Regions from separate parts of the Homo sapiens genome. Here region 2 is linked to region 1. A link is an interaction called in ENCODE POLR2A ChIA-PET data of the cell type or tissue named here. Cell type or tissue: OCI-LY7. All regions are shown on one strand.

Region 1 (8,000 bases):
CAGCTGTGTGACCCACAGCTGTGTGGGTCAGTTTGGTGTAGTTAAGGGGTCTCTGCTGGTTCTGTTCTTTTAAATGGTGCCATGTGTACAAACAAGGAACACTTTTCTGATGATTCAAAAAATACTTTGTCTTCATCACAGCTCTTTTGAGGTAAGGATTTTTATGTGCTATTTTTATTTGAATAATGAACTGGATTTAAGTTTAATTGACTATCCTGATTTAAGATTGCAAAAAAAAATATTTAGATGGAAGATTCATCTTGTGCTTTCTCGTGAAATTCTTTTTGGTCTGCAATACACCATAAATGCAGGAGACTCTTAGAAGTCAGCATTTAGATGAGTCTAGAGTGTATTGAATGAAGGAAAGTCAACATTAAATGAATGAAGGGCTTTTAAGAAGCCCATTATGACCACTTATAATGGAAAATGTAGTTCCCATTAGAGACTGATTTAAGGAGCTCTGGTTCTTCACTGAAGCATGAAGGCTGCAGTGTGGTGTTCTGTGCAAATCATTTTTATAGCATTCTCTACTGAGCTCCTTCTGGTTAATCTGTTGGTGTGTCTAAACCTGTAAGAACTGCATCTATCATGTTTAGGGAATACAAAAATTTCCAGAAACTTAAACCAAAGATTAGCATATTTTTCATTTACCTAATAGGATATTGAAAAATAAAAAAAGCCTTACTGGTTGTAATCAGACACAGCAGCACCAGATGTCAACTATTGGATCATTTAATCTTTTTCTCTTGTGCATATTTTCATTAATATTTTTCTACTTGAACCAAATATTAGTTTCTGGCTCATCTTGCAGTATAAAAATTTTCCAATTAGATTGCTGTAACTTAATTTTTATTCATGACTGGAAATTTAATAGAAATCATTGCTTTTGTAACATGTAGGAGATGAACTTTAAAATAAACCACCTGACCCAGGGCAGGGCAGAGAGCCTAGGATTCTGATCTTTCCTGGAGTCTGAGGGAGGCTGGCATGAGACTCCATCCTCCATCCCTAAGTAATTCTTAATTTGGGAGGAATTTTTGGATTTGTATTGGTCTGCCATATAATTGACGTTATCCCCAGTCCTGGATTAATTTACCTCCTTGCTTAGCTTTTATATGGATTTTCTGCCTACTTATGTGCCAGTTATTTAGGGAAGTATAGTAAAAGTGAAACTTGGTGTTATTTGACTTGAAGGAATTTATGGTTGGGGCGAGGAGACTAATTGAAATGCTGTTGTCACACAGTATATGATTAAGTGCCTTGCAGTAAGTTATAGGTGATATATGAAATAAGCTCTTTAGGGGAGAGGAGCGCACACAAGTGGTCAGGGAAGGCTTTGAAGTAGAATTGGGCCTTGTCAGAAGGAGGAGCCTAGCAAGGTTGCCTCGTGCCTGAGGAAAGAGTGAGGATAAAGGTGCAGAGTTGGGGAGACGCCCAGGGGGTTCAAACCACAGTGTGAAACTGAGCTCATGAGAGTTAGACACTCAGCCGCCATCTTTCCTTTTTCTTCTTTCTCCTTGCACTCGAATTCTTGAATGAGTACTAACTACCCCAACTCATGGTAGCATGGCTTCCACTCCCAATACGTCACTAATGCAGTCCCGTTGGAGGTCCTCAATGACCTCCCTGTCCCAGTGGCTAGGTACATGTGCCTTAACTTGCGAATTCTGTGCTGCAGCATTGGATGTTGTTGACTCCGGACTACTTTTTCTAGCTCATCTCCAAATGCTTTCTGGCTCCAAAGGTTATTGAAAGACACTGGAGTGTATACCAGACTGGATTTAAATTGCTGCCGCACCACAGCTAGTGCTGTTGAATTAAGGAAATTAATTAGTACCTCTCAGCATCAGTTTAATGGAAATAAGGACATCTAAATCATAGTGTGGTTGAAAGATAAAAAGATAACATAGGGATAATATGTTGAAGTAAATGGCTGTTGGTAGGCAGGCATCAAGATTAGTTCCCTTTCCGTACCTGGTAGCCATGCTTTCCTTGCCTGAGTGTGCCTAGCCCCTTTCACTTCTATCCCTTTGCTCTGGCATTCCTACTTTCTGGAATTGAAATCCTAACCACTTTACCCATTGAAATCCTAACCACTCTGAAAGGTTTATCACCTCAAGCAGAATTGAACTTCACATCTTTTGGATTCTTACTTAGTATTATTCATTGGACAGCCCCAAGTTACTACCCTACAGTTTAGTTATCTGCACAGTCATATTTTCCTGACTGGATGGAAAACTCTTTGAGGGTGAAGCCCAAGTCAGGGATGTGAAGATAAACTAGTAAGAGCTGAGACTGTGTACTCCCATGTTTCTGTACAGGGCTGAATGAATAGTTGTCAGGCTTCCAAGGTGATCTCATCATCATATTGTTTTTTCTCCTTTTCTTCCTAACCACAAGCATATGCTGATAATTTCTAATTCCTTTCCTCTAGCCTTCACTGCCCTTCTGTGCTTTCAGTGTAATCAAACGTCTGGTGAATGTCTCCAACTCCACTATCCCATAGCCGTCTCAAAGGCACAATGTCCACAACCGATTTCTTACCTCCTTCTGCTCCCCTGTCCTACATGCAGCCTGCCCTTTTCATGTATATTGTACTAGATCTTCGGTGCCGTAACCCACGCAGTTCCTGAAGCAGAAACTTGGAGGACATCCTTCATTCCTTACTTTCCTTGTTATCTACACTGCATGACTCATCAAATGTCAACTCATCAGTCTCCTAAGTATTTCTTGAGTCCATCCCTCCTCTTTCTATGTCAACTACTGCTGCCTAGTTTTGGGTGCTCCTCCCTCAATTAGTTTGACTGTAATTTCTTTTTAATGAATCTACTTCACCCTGTCCTTAAATCCTCTCACGTCAATCCTCTACCTCTGCCGTCTGATTATGCTACACTCCCTCATGGAGAACCCTCTGGTGGCGCCCTTCCATGTACCTTGGGGATGAGAAAATTAGTTTTATCTCATGGACCAGCTCTGATGGATTTGGTAATGGCTCTGCAAATGCTGCCGCTGGGTTCAGCATGAGCAATTGATGGCCTCTGACAAGGTGCAGTGAAGGGGGTGGGCTGCACATAGCCAGCTAGGATTAAGTCCAAGCTCCTTAGAGCAGCATACAAGGCTTTCCGTGACCCAGATCCTGCCCATGTCTTCATCCTCAGCTCACTTTACCCTGGAACAGAAGGGAACAATTTTGTCTTCTTGCTTTTGTTCAATTGAAACCTGCTTGCTCGTACCCTTTACCTGGGAAATGCAATTTTTTTTTTTTTTTTTTTTAGACGGAGTTTTGCTCTTGTTGCCCAGGCTGGAGTGCAATGGAGTGGTCTCGGCTCACTGCAACCTCCGCCTCCCAGGTTCAAATGATTCTCCTGCCTCAGCCTCCCAAGTGCTGGGATTACAGGCACCTGCCACCACGCCCGGCTAATTTTTGTATTTTTAGAGAGATGGGGTTTCACTATGTTGGCCAGGCTGGTCCCGAACTCCTGACCTCAGGTGATCCACCCACCTCGGCCTCCCAAAGTGCTGGGATTACAGGTGTGAGCCCCTGCGCCTGGCCGGAAATCCATTCTTAACCTACAACCTTAGTGTGTGCTCAGGATACCTGGGGTGGGCCTTGCATAGTGTTAAGTGTTATTTGTTTTTAATTGGCAAATAGAAATTATATATATGTTTTTTTAATGATATTTTGAAAATATACATTAGAAAATGGCTAAATTTAGCTAATTAAGTATTCCTGAGGTCTATTTTTCAGCAGTACATATCACATTGTCTTGAAATCCTAAGTGTCTCTCCTGAAAGACAATATATACTGTTAGAGCAAATATCATGTCTTTATCTTTGACCTCTGGGACTTATCACACTCCCTTTCATGTAGTATGTATTGTGGATTAATTTGTTTATTGAATTGAAATGAATTAGTAAATAATTTTGATTGTGAATACACTTTGCTTTATTTATTTATATTTACTAATTTTTTTTTGAGACAGAGTCTCCCTTTGTTACCCAGGCTGGAGTGCGGTGGTGCCATCTTGGCTCACTGCAACCTCTGCCTCCTGAGTTCAAGCGATTCTCGCGCCTCAACCTCCGGAGTAGCTGGGACTGCAGGCGTGCACCACCATGCCTGTCTAATTTTTGGTATTTTTGGTAGAGATGTGGTTTCACCCTGTTGGCCAGGCCGGTCTCAAACTACCAATCTCAAGTGTTCTGCCTGCCTCGGCCTCCCAAAGTGCTGGGATTACAGGTGTGAGCCACCGCACAGCCTGCTTTTTTTGATTTAAATTTGATAGGTGAACAAACTATTGCTTCAGGGTGAAAGGACAAATTTTAGGAATGTTAGTGCTCTGCAGAAATTTAGACTGGTGAATCACTGAATAAGTAGACAATTGGAAATTTTTGAGCAGGGGAGTGGCATGATAAAAGTGGTATTTGAGGAAGCTTGATCTGGAGACAACCTTTTTTTATATTATAGGCTTAAGCCACTGCTGGCAAGCGTGGGTGAGGGTCGCAGGGGTGGAGAAGAGGGAGACGCAAGGGTTTAAAGCCATGCTGAGGAACAGCTTCCTGTGTCTTTGTACTTTCATTTCCACATTTGCTCAAGTGGGATGTACTTGCTGGCATGTTTCCGAAAATAAAATAGAGTGCTGAAGTTATTTTTATTTTTTTAAAAAAACATTCTTGTAAAACACCTAAGTGAGCCATTTTACATAATTATCTGAGACATATGCCTTATTAATTGCTTGGGAAGAGTGATTATGAGTTCAATTTTTTTTTAAATAATTAGCATCTACATAGTTAGGCTACAATCTTCCAAAGTCAGTGAAGGTTTTTATTTTGGCATGTTTTAAAATAGTTGTTAGTTGTGAGGAAAATACTGCAGTTTGGTTTTCCATCAGGTTTTGCTTTATAGTTTAACATCTCCATTCTGATTGTAGTTTCTCCCATGGACATTTGCATTTCATATTTGACTCATGTGACTGTTTCCTGGTTAAAGTTTATTTTTCATTTGTTTTAGTCCATGTAGTTCTACTCCATTTTATTTTTCACATTGGCCAGTGTAAACTTTTAAGTTTACAGTTGCTTTGTTATCTTTTCTTACAGGGTTACGACTCACTGATTAAAAAGAGGGACTTTTTCAAATACTTTGCACTTTTGATTGTGTATTATGGATACCAAGGAAGAGAAGAAGGAACGGAAACAAAGTTATTTTGCTCGGTAAGCATTCATTTTACAAAATTGTTATCAGTACTTTAAAGAAATATTTGAGGGGACTTTGTCCTCAAGTATTACTTCGCATTTTGTGTTTTGTGCTTGTTCATAAATAGAGCAGGTAACCAGGAGAAGTAAACTATACTTTGCTTCATCCATTTTATTCATATTAGAGGAGTGTAACATTTGGTTCTTCTCTTTCTAGCTTTGACACTTCTCTCAGGCCAGTGTTGCTCAGCGAATCCAGCTGTCATGCTCTGACCTGCAAATTGCTCCAAATCCCATGTTTAGCAACCTACCTTGAATTTTAAATCCTAAGTGCTTTGTTCCTACTGTTCTGTAGCTTAATAGGTTGGACTATAACTGAAAATCTCTGACACATTTAAAGCTTATCACCTTGTGGGGAGTCTATTACTAAGAAATATTTTTGTAGGTAGGTGAAATGGGTGAAATTATATTTTTGAATCAGAGTCATTTTTAAGGCTGGAACTTGTCCAACATAAATAAATTTGTTGATATCTGAATAGAAGTAATGTAGTATATGATTGGTTACCATTTACAGATTTAAATGTCTATGTGGCACTCACTAAACATAATAAAATGAATTATATGCTAAACATTTGTAAAACATTTTGATAAGCCAGAATGTTTTCAGACTCAGAGAACATAGGCTTAAAAACATTATGTTTCTCCTAAATTGAAATACATGTTAAGAACTGAATTTAGCCTCATTCCATCCCCAGTCCCCAGGCTGTGCTCATTAGAGATGCATTTATTATTTTCTAAACATGAGCCTTGGAGCCAAAACCAAAGTTTGTTGTTGATGTTTTTATCTAGTAATTAAGCTAGATTTTAGGTTGATAATGGGAAAAGGACAGAAACAATTTAAGGACCTACTATGTACTGAGTGTTTTACTTATTATTTTAATTGCCTTCAAAATAAATCTATGACATCGGTTAATTTATCTCCATTTTACCAGTGATGCAACTAAGACTCAGAAAATATTTTGTCCATTTCATGCAGCATAAGAGTCAGTATTAAACATAAGGCCATCTCCAAAAGGCATGCTCCAGTTAGGAATAGTAAATCATGAATAAGGTTTTGGGGAAGCACAAGTTAAACTACCAATTGTAGTAAAATATTTTCTGCTATTATGACTACAGAGAGTAACCAGATTAGGGAAGGAAGACATCAGGCATCTAATGGATGAGGCACCAGAAAGATAGGATATTTAGAATAAATAAGATCTCCAAAGTTTTTATTTTGAGATAATTTTAGATTCACATGTAGTTAGTTGTAAGGAGTAATAGATACCCTGTATTCTTTATCCATAGTACAGTATCACAACTAGGAAATTCATATTGATACAATCCACCAGCCTTATTCAGAGCATTCATTGTATGTGTGTTTGTGTGTATTTAGTTCCATGCAGTTATATCACATGTAGATTTCTGTGGTCACCATCAGTCAAGATACAGAACAGTTGCATTAAAAGGATCCCACATGCTACCTTTTTGTATCCCTACTCACTCCTTCCATCTGCCTGCCTCCTCTGACAACCACTATAATTTGTCATTTCAAGAATACTAGGTGAATGGAATCATATAGTATGTAACCTTTGGCATTTAGCTTTTTCTTCCCTTCAGCATTACTCCCTTGACATCCCTCAAAGCTGTTGCATGTATCGATAGTTTGTTCCTTTTTATTGCACAGTAGCATTCCATAGTATGGATGAATCACAGCTTTTTAGTCATTTACCCATTGAAGGGCATTTAGGTTGTTTCCAGTTTGGGCTATTTATGAACAAAGATGCTAGATGCTACAATCATTTATGTACAAGTTTTTGTATGAGCATGAGTTTTCATTTCCCTGAGATAATTGTCTGAGAGTGCAATTGCTGGGTCAAAAGATAAGTGTATTTTTAGTTTTATAAAAAAGTGCAATACTCTTTTCTGGAATGGTTGTAACATTTGACATTCCCATCAGCAAAGTCTGAGTAATCCAGTTTGTCTGCATTGTCATTTGGTGGTGTCAATATTTTTTATTTTTATCTTAGCTATTCTGATAAGTATGTAGTGATATCTCATTATGGTTTTAATTTGTATTTCCTTAATGGTTAGTGAAGTTTAACATTTTCATGTGCTTATTATTAGCCATAGTGTATCTTCTTTAGTGGCATCTCCTTTCCTATCTTTTGCCCATTTTCTAATTGAATTGTTTAGGTTTTTACTGTTGAATTGTACACATTCTAGTCTTTTGTTGGATATGTGATTTGCAAATATTTTCTCCCGGACTGTAGTTTGTCTTTTCATCCAGTTAACAGAGTTGCAGAGCAAAAGGTTTTAATTTTGATGTGGTTCAATTTATCAGTTTCTCCTTTTATGAATTGTGCTTTTGGTCTGAATTCTAAGATCTCTTTGCCTAGCTGTATGTTCTGAAGATTCTCTCCTGTTTTTCTTTTCTGAAAATTTTATAGCATTATGTTTTATATTTAAGTCTGTGATCCATTTTGAATTTATTTGTGGATAAGATATGAGTTTAGGTCAAAATGGTGGTCATGCTTCTCCTCCCCTTCCTCCCCGTCTCCCTTCCTCACCTCCTCCCTTTCTTCCTGCTCCTCTTCCTGCTCCTCTTCCTCCTCTTCTTCCTCCTCCCCCTTCCCGCTTCTCCCCCTTCCTTCTTTCTCCCACCTCCTCCTTCCTCCTCCTCCTTACTTTCTTCTTCTTTCTTTTCTTTCTTCTTCACTTGCCCTACATAGTGATTTTAAGAGCTATAGTGCCTTCTCAGCCTGAATCCA
Region 2 (8,000 bases), 480 kb before region 1:
TTGGGATTAGGTCTCCTTGCTGAGTTCTGCCCATCACAGCTTCATCTTAATTCCTTGTTTTGTCATTTTCTTCACTGAACTGTGAGCACTGTGAAGGCAGGAGTCCCTTTTGTCTTCATGTTCATCATCATGACTCCAGCTTCTAACACAGAGCTTGGTATGTGCTAGGTGCTCAAAAAATGTTTGCTGAAAAAACGAGTGAATAAATGAATGAATGTATGAATGAATAAGCACACTATGTCCCCTTCAAGAGACTTCTTCCAGAGAAATTCTGGTAAAATCTTAACTTTAAGCATGCTTAAACTACTGAGCAAGCAGCTTTTCCGGAGCGATTAATATTTATCTGACATTAAAAACTTTGTAACTCAAATATTTCACTTTTTTTTTTTTCTGGAGACAGTGTCTCACTGTGTTGCCCAGGCTGGAGTGCAGTGGCACAATCATAGTTCACTGCAGCGTTGACCTCCTGGTCTCAAGAGATCCTCTCGCTTTAGCCTCCCAAGTAGCTGGGATTACAGGCACATGTCTGACCATGCCTGGCCAAAAGTTTCACTTTTTACATTAACTACTAAAAACTTTTGGGCAAATACGTGACCCACCAGTAGCCTATGTGGAGGTCCTTATGATATACATTTTAAGCTTTGTTCCTGCTTGTTTTCTGTGTCATTCTTGTTTTTCCTCATTTGTTTGTCTAACTTTATTATATGCTTTCTCATCATTTGTATATCCTTGTAAGCAATTTTTTGCGCATTTAATGTATTTTTTATTTTCTAGTAATTTTATTTTTTGGGAGCTTTTTTATTATACAAAAATTAAAACACATCTGAGTGTGGAGACAATAGTATGAGAAATGCCCATGTGCTGGCCACCCAGTGTTAACAATGATCAACACATGGCTAATCATGTTTCAGCCATCTCCCCATTTCCACTCTCATGCTGATTATTTTGAAACAAAATCTAGACATTATATAAATTATAAATATTTTAGAATGTTTCTCTAAAGATAGGGACTCAAAACTATATAATGACAATATTATTCTCATGCCTAAAAATAAGAAATTTCTTATCAAATATTCAATGTTCACATTTTGCAAATTGCCGTGTGTGTGTGTGTGTGTGTGTGTGTGTGTGTGTGTGTATTTAACAATTTGTTTGATTCAAGGTCCAAATACAGTCTATACATAGAGATTGCTTAATAGGTCTCTCAAGTCTCCTTTGACTTCTTGGTTCCCCCTCCTCCTTTTCTTTCTTCTTTTTTTTTCCTTGCAATTTTCTGTTGACAAATTGGGCCATTTGTACTGTAGAGTGTCCTGCAGTCTTGATTTTGTTGATTTCATCCATGAAATGTTGTTTAGTGTGTGTTTCTATGTTTCTTATATTTTTCATAGATTGATAGTTAAATCTAGAGCTTATTCAGATTTGTTTTATTTTTTAAGCAAGATTACTTCATAGGTATGTCCATGTTATTTAATTTCAGTTCTCCCTCTCTCTCTCTCTTTCTGTCTTAATCTCTCTTTCTATCCACCCCACCCTCCCACTATGCTAGCCACCATTAATAATTATTTCCTAGATCCATTACTTTATTAATGTTGGCATAATTTTCATCTGACTCTAGAATTCCTTTATCATTTCTTAGCTGGAATAGTTCTGTAAAGGAAAACATCCCCTTATTTGGTTAACTAATGTATAATTCATATAGGAAGAGCTTGACTTTTAAATGCTTGACTCTTTCTGTTTATTCATCAGTTTTCAAAATAATAACTGATTACTGAACATGCTCTGAAGTTATCCATCAGTGTTTTTTTATACCTCATATACTTACGAATATACATATATTTGATGTATTACAGATATTATTTTTAGTAATGTTTAGAATGTCCCATCTTTGGTCAGCAGGAGCTTATTTAAGATGTATTTTGGTATCTTTTGACATGACTTTGATTCTGGTATGACAAGGTGTTCCAGGCTTGTCATACTTTTTTGTTACAGATTTGGAATTGGCCATTTCTCCAGGGAGAACAGGTTATTTTCAGTGGGGCACGGTATTTAGAGATCTCAGTTAAAGCTCTGAGAAAGCTTATTGACACTGGTTTAACCTTTTTTTTTTTTTTTTTGAATTTGCAAGTGGGCAAAATTAGGAAAAGTGTATTTTTTTCTTGCAGATATGTATTTGTTAATATTTTTGCAAAATACAGAGAGTAGTGTCTAATGAGTTCAACTTAGATTCTCAAGTACAAAATATCTGCTGATATAGCAACTTTAAAAAGTTTCATTTTATTGTGGTAGGAACACTTACCAGATCTATCCTCTTAATAGATTTCTAAGTGTACAATACAGTATTACTAACTATAGACACTATGTTGCACAGCAGATCTCTAGAAGTTGTTCATCTTGCATAACTGAAACTCTATATCCATTGGTTAGCAACTCCCCATTTCTTCCTCCCCTCGGCCTCTGGCAACCACTGTTCTACTCTCTACGTCTGTGAGTTTGATTATTTTAGATGCCTTATATAAGTGAAGTCATGCAATATTTGTCCTTCTGTGACTTACTTCACTTAGCATAGTGTCTTCCAGGTTTTTCCATGTTGTCACATATTTCAGCATTTCCTTCTTTTTTAATGCTGAATAATATTCCGTTGTATGCATCTACCACACTTTCTTTATCCTTTTATCCATCAGTGGACATTTAGGTTATTTCTACATCCTGGCTATTGTAAATAGTGTTGCAGTAAACATGGTAGTGCAGATATCTCCTTAAGATCCGAACTTCATTTCTTTTGAATATATACCCAGAAGTGAGATTGCTGGATCATATGGTAGTTCTATTCTCAAATTATTGAGGAACCTTCATACTGTTTTCCGTGGTGGCTATTTTGCATTCCCACCAATAGTGTACAGGGTTTCAAAGTTCTCCACATCCTCACCAACACTGTTGTCTTGTGTTTTTTGGATAATAGCCATCCTAACAGGTGTGAGGTGATATCTCATCATGGTTTTGGGTTGCATTTCCTTGATGATTAGTGATATTGAGCATTTTTCCACATACATGTTGGCCATTTGTATGCCTTTGGAAAAATGTCTGTTAGCGTCCTTTGCCCATTTGTAAATTGGATTATTTGATTTTTTTTATTTTTACCAATGAGTTGCAGTAGTACCTTATATATTTAGGGTATTAACCTCTTATCAGATATATGATTTGTAAATATTTTCTTTTATTCTATAGATTGCCTTTTCATTCTGTTGATTGTTTCCTTTGCTCTGCCAAAGCTTTTGATTTCGCTGTAGTCCTGCTTATCTATTTTTGCTTTTTGTTGTCTGTCTGTCCTTTTGGTGTCATATCCAAGAAATCATTGCCAAGACCAATGTCAAGAAACTTTTCCTATGTTTTGTTCTAGTAGTTTTATCATTCCTGGTCTTACATTTAAGTTTTAATCCATTTTGAGTTGATTTTTGTGTGTGGTTTAAGATAAGGATCTAATTTTGTTTTTTTTGTTTTTTTGTTTTTTTTGTTTTTTTGTTTTTGAGACGGAGTCTCGCTGTGTCTCCCAGGTTGGAGTGCAGTGGCGCGATCTCGGCTCACTGCAAGCTCCGCCTCCCAGGTTCATGCCATTCTCCTGCCTCAGCCTCCCAAGTAGCTGGGACTACAGGCGCCCGCCAACACGCCCAGCTAATTTTTTGTGTTTTTAGTAGAAACGGGGTTTCACTGTGTTAGCCAAGATGGTCTCGATCTCCTGACCTCGTGATCCGCCCGTCTCGGCCTCCCAAAGTGCTAGGATTACAGGCGTGAGCCACCACGCCCGGCCTAATTTTGTTATTTTACATGTGGATATTCAGTTTTCCCAGCACCATTTGTTGAAGAGATTATCTTTTCCTTGTTATATATTCTTTGTACTTTCGTCAAAGGCTAGTTGACTATATATACATGGTTTTTTTCTGGGCTATTTGGTTCTATTGATCTACATGTTTGTCTTTATACTAGTACCATACTGATTTAATTACTGTAGCTTTGCAATCTATTTTGAAATCAGAAAGTGTGATGTCTCCAGCTTTGTTCATCTTTTTCAAGATTATGTTGGCTATTCAGGGTCTTTTTGTTTCCATATGAAATTTAGGATTTTTTTTCTATTTCTGTAAAAAATGTAATTTGGATTTTGATTGGGAGCATTTTATTCTTTTGATGGTATTATAAATGAGATTGCTGGGTTAATTTCATTTTTAGATTGTTTTTTGCAACTCTATAGAAATATAATTGATTTTTGTATACTTATTTGTATCATACAACTTTGCTATGCTCATATATTAGTTCTATCATTTTTTAATGGATTCCTTAAGATTTTCTGTATACAAGATTATGTCATCTTCAAATAGAGATAGTTTTATTTTTTCATGTCCAATCAGAATACCTTTTAGTCTACTCACTTGCCTAATTTCCAGGCTGGACCCTCCAGCACAATGTTAAATAGAAGTGGTAAGAGCAGATGTCCTTGCCTTATTTCTTATTTTAGGGGAAAAACTTCAGTCTTTCATCATTAAGTATGGTTAGCTGTGAGTTCTTCATCAATGCCTTTCATCAGGTTGAGGGTGTTCCCTTCTATTTCTAGTTTGTGGAGTCATCTAATTCATAAAGGTATTATTGGTTGTATTTACTTGTTCTTGTATCCCTTCTAGTTTAGTCTTACGTTATGATATTATTTTTATTTTATTTTAAAATCTTTTATAAATTCTGTCGCCTTTTCAAATTTTCATTTTCTTCAGTTATCTCATTTTTTAGTTTTTCTTAATTCTGATTTGTTATTCTTTATTGTCTTCTATTGTGTTTCATCTAAGTGGCTGCTAAATATTATATTACACTTTTTATCTTTTGTAAGTATTCCTTTTGACACATTTTAATTGTTTGCCTAGGTGTTTTGCCTCTCTCTGTCTCAAGTAATATCTTTGTATAAGTTCAACTCTCATGTTTTTTTGGATGTTAATTTTTAAGGAAAATGAGCTTTCCATCATTTCCAGTGGGATGGTAGTTAGGGTAGCTTTTCTAATTTGAGGCCTCTAATGTCCCCTTTTCTGTTGTTTTCATGGAACGTATCGGAACCTTCTCTTTCTTCTGTTCCTTTTGCCGCATCCTGCCCAATTTGGATTCTCCCCTAGCAATTTCTCCTCATTGTGGGATTTTGTCCTGGAAGGGAGCTTTGGTGGAACAAAAGTAACCTAAGCCACTCTCTCAGCTGGCACGGGGCCTCCAGGGAGTGTTCATTGGGTTCTCTTATTCTCAGGGATGCCGATTCCCAGTTGACCTTACTTCTTCCTTCATTGAGGATGACCTTGCATTGGTCTTGCAGCTGTGGGTGCTTCGTCTCCCAGTATCTAGGGGTTTGTAGGGGATATCTTGTCACCTGTTTGCTGCGCACATTGCCCAAGGGATTATGGTTTTGCTATCATACTTGCTCTGCCTGTGCTTTATGAGAGGACTCAAGAATATTTAAAAACCATACATCTCTCACTAGCAGCTACCCAGAATCCTTGAAAAGTGTTTAAAACCCAATGTGATGGAAGGAAGATTATAAAACAAAAGAATAAATAAAACATAAAACTCTCCCTCGGGTACATTATAAGCCTCTGTTATATGTAAGTAATCCATATCTACAGATTTCTCTAATCAAAAGTTGGAAGAAATATAGCTATGCTTTCACAGTTCCTGACAAGCTGCTTGCTTATTAAATAGCTTTAAAGTCAGTGTTTTGATTTTTGCTCCTTTCCATTTCTAGGAAGGACCATGCAAACATTTCAGAAAGATGAGGAATTGATCTGATCTCAAACCACAGAGGCAGCTTTTATTCCTTGTCTGTTTCCTTTACCTCCTTGTCCATCCTCAACGGGGATAGAGAATGGCGCTGTGGAGTCATGCTGTGAATATACTCAGGGGCTACTTAATGCCTCTATTAAAAAATTAATATTTATATCACAAATATAGACATATCTGTGAGTCTTCTATAAGCTTGTCAGTGTTTCTTTGAATTAGTGTATCCCAACTGATTAGTGTGCTTTGGTAATATTGTGAGTGAATATCAAGCAAGAACTACCTCTGGACTCCTACAAACTATTATGCTCACCCTGAAAAAGTGACTAGTGACTATTCTACATGACTATAATAATCATTTTGTATTCACTGCAAGTGATACTTTTCTGTCATTGTTTCACATAAAAAGCTATTCTGAATAATTTCATTCGAATAGTATAGTTTTCCTACTTCTAAATTAGCAGGCAGTTTTTCTCATTGATTTTAATCTATTTTCATCTAACCACATTTCCAATTTACTATGATCTTTTGGGATTCAGAACTTATCCTCAAGGGCAGAAGAACAGTTTTGCTTCCTAGGAAACCAGACTTCTATTTAATCATTCATACTATTGATATAATTATTAAACAACACTGAACCAGAAGTGTTCAACTCTTCTAAACGTAATTATGTATATTTATAATCTAATACTGCACTGTGTTATGAAACCCTTTAATGGAATAGATTGCTTTTGGAATCTGTGTAGATAGCACCATGATAAGCATTCAATTGTTACTGCTTAATACTGTTGAAAAAAAAGAGGAAGCAAGGAAGGAAGGAGGGAAGAAAGGGAGAGATGGAGGGAAGAAGGAATTGTCTGAGGGTGTGTAGATAAGTGCTATGCACTGATATACTGTAGTCCTTGCAAAATGACCTTGGGGGGGAAAATCTGATTTTTAATTCCTTTGTGAGAAGGTGCTCAGTGTAGGTATACAATATTTCACTTAAGCAAACTATTTAAGAATTCTTTATGTTATAGAAACAAATGTAAAACGAGCAAATCTCTCTCCTCTGTTGGGCATAGGCAGGGAGACTGAGAAAACCAGAGTTTTCCAAAGAAAAGCTCAAGTGTTAAATTTTTGCTTTTATACACTATATATTTTTAGATTAAAAATAAGCATTGATGGGCTGTGCACGGTGGCTCACGCCTGTAATCTCAGCACTTTGGGAGGCCAAGGCAGTTGGATCACGAGGTCAAGAGATCGAGACCAGCCTGGCCAACATGGTGAAACCCCGTCTCTACTAAAAATACAAAAATTAGCTGGGCGTGGTGGTGTGTGCCTGTAATCCCAGCTACTCAGGAGGTTGAGGCAGGAGAATCGCTTGAACCCGGGAGGCGGAGGAGGTTGCAGTGAGCTGAGATTTCGCCACTGCACCCCAGCTGGCAACAGAGCGAGACTCTGTCTCAAAAAAAAAAAGCATTGATGGAAATGTTTTATGAAGTGCTTCTTTACACTCACATCATTTACCATTTCCTTCTAAGTGGATTATGCAGATGTTCTTGAAGCCAACACATCATCAGTTTAAAAATATATTCCCTGGATTCTTTTATTTTATAGCTCATCTTTAAAGCTAAATTAAACAGTAATTGTTGTGTCATGTGGAAATCCACTCCTGTCAACAAAAACCAAATCATAAAGTAAGAGTTGTGTTTTCAATGACTTTTGCTTATTAAGATTGTAGAAATATGGTCAAAACCCATTATACAATGTCTTATTATTATATGGATGTGGATATACTGGGGGTCAAAAAAAATTTCATTTAATAAATTGATTTTACAAGTTGGAAAGTTGTGTTTGTTCCTATCCCCAATATGAGCATTATAAAGTTACACTATAAATATATGTAAGTCTGTCTTTAGGCCTCTCAAAATAAAGAACTTAAATATAACCTTGTAAAGTTTAACTTGTTATTAGATCATTTATTGGCCCGTGTCTTGCCACTTGACTTAATCATTGAGCTTTTAGTACTTAATCACTGAGCTTTTTAGCAAATTGTACATTCAGCTGTATGTGCTTTCTTGGCTATGTGTGATGACTCTGCATGTATTTTAGACAATCTTAAGAACTGTGGGTGACCCATGTCTGGGTTTCCAGTGCAACCTGTACATGTCTCTGTCATCACTCTTCTCACAGTGTACTGTAAATGTGATTCCTGGTCTGTC

The links. Peaks named below come from ENCODE experiments on the same cell type or tissue, not always from the same donor. Only the 100,000 strongest peaks of a DNase experiment are listed, where the experiment ranks them.
Region 2: POLR2A ChIA-PET joins it to region 1 with 19 read pairs; 3 of 35 experiments call an interaction of 5 or more read pairs at or near these places.

What each region holds. Positions count from the first base shown.
Region 1 is chr6:125,810,197-125,818,196 of GRCh38, forward strand. NCOA7 (nuclear receptor coactivator 7) reads left to right here. Exons shown (of 16, transcript NM_181782.5): 2 at 5,095-5,208. The coding sequence starts at 5,159. The region is part of intron 1 of NCOA7-AS1 (NCOA7 antisense RNA 1); the gene reads right to left. Among named protein-coding and RNA genes, the nearest start is that of NCOA7-AS1, 4.7 kb to the right of the region's middle. RefSeq lists an enhancer at 7,887-8,000. In OCI-LY7, no CTCF peak of the experiment used is centred here; DNase peaks (open chromatin) are centred at 495 and 4,535; H3K4me3 peaks cover 2,805 bases; H3K27ac peaks cover 2,658 bases.
Region 2 is chr6:125,330,610-125,338,609 of GRCh38, forward strand. No RefSeq gene overlaps it. Among named protein-coding and RNA genes, the nearest start is that of HDDC2, 33 kb to the left of the region's middle. In OCI-LY7, no CTCF peak of the experiment used is centred here; no DNase peak of the experiment used is centred here.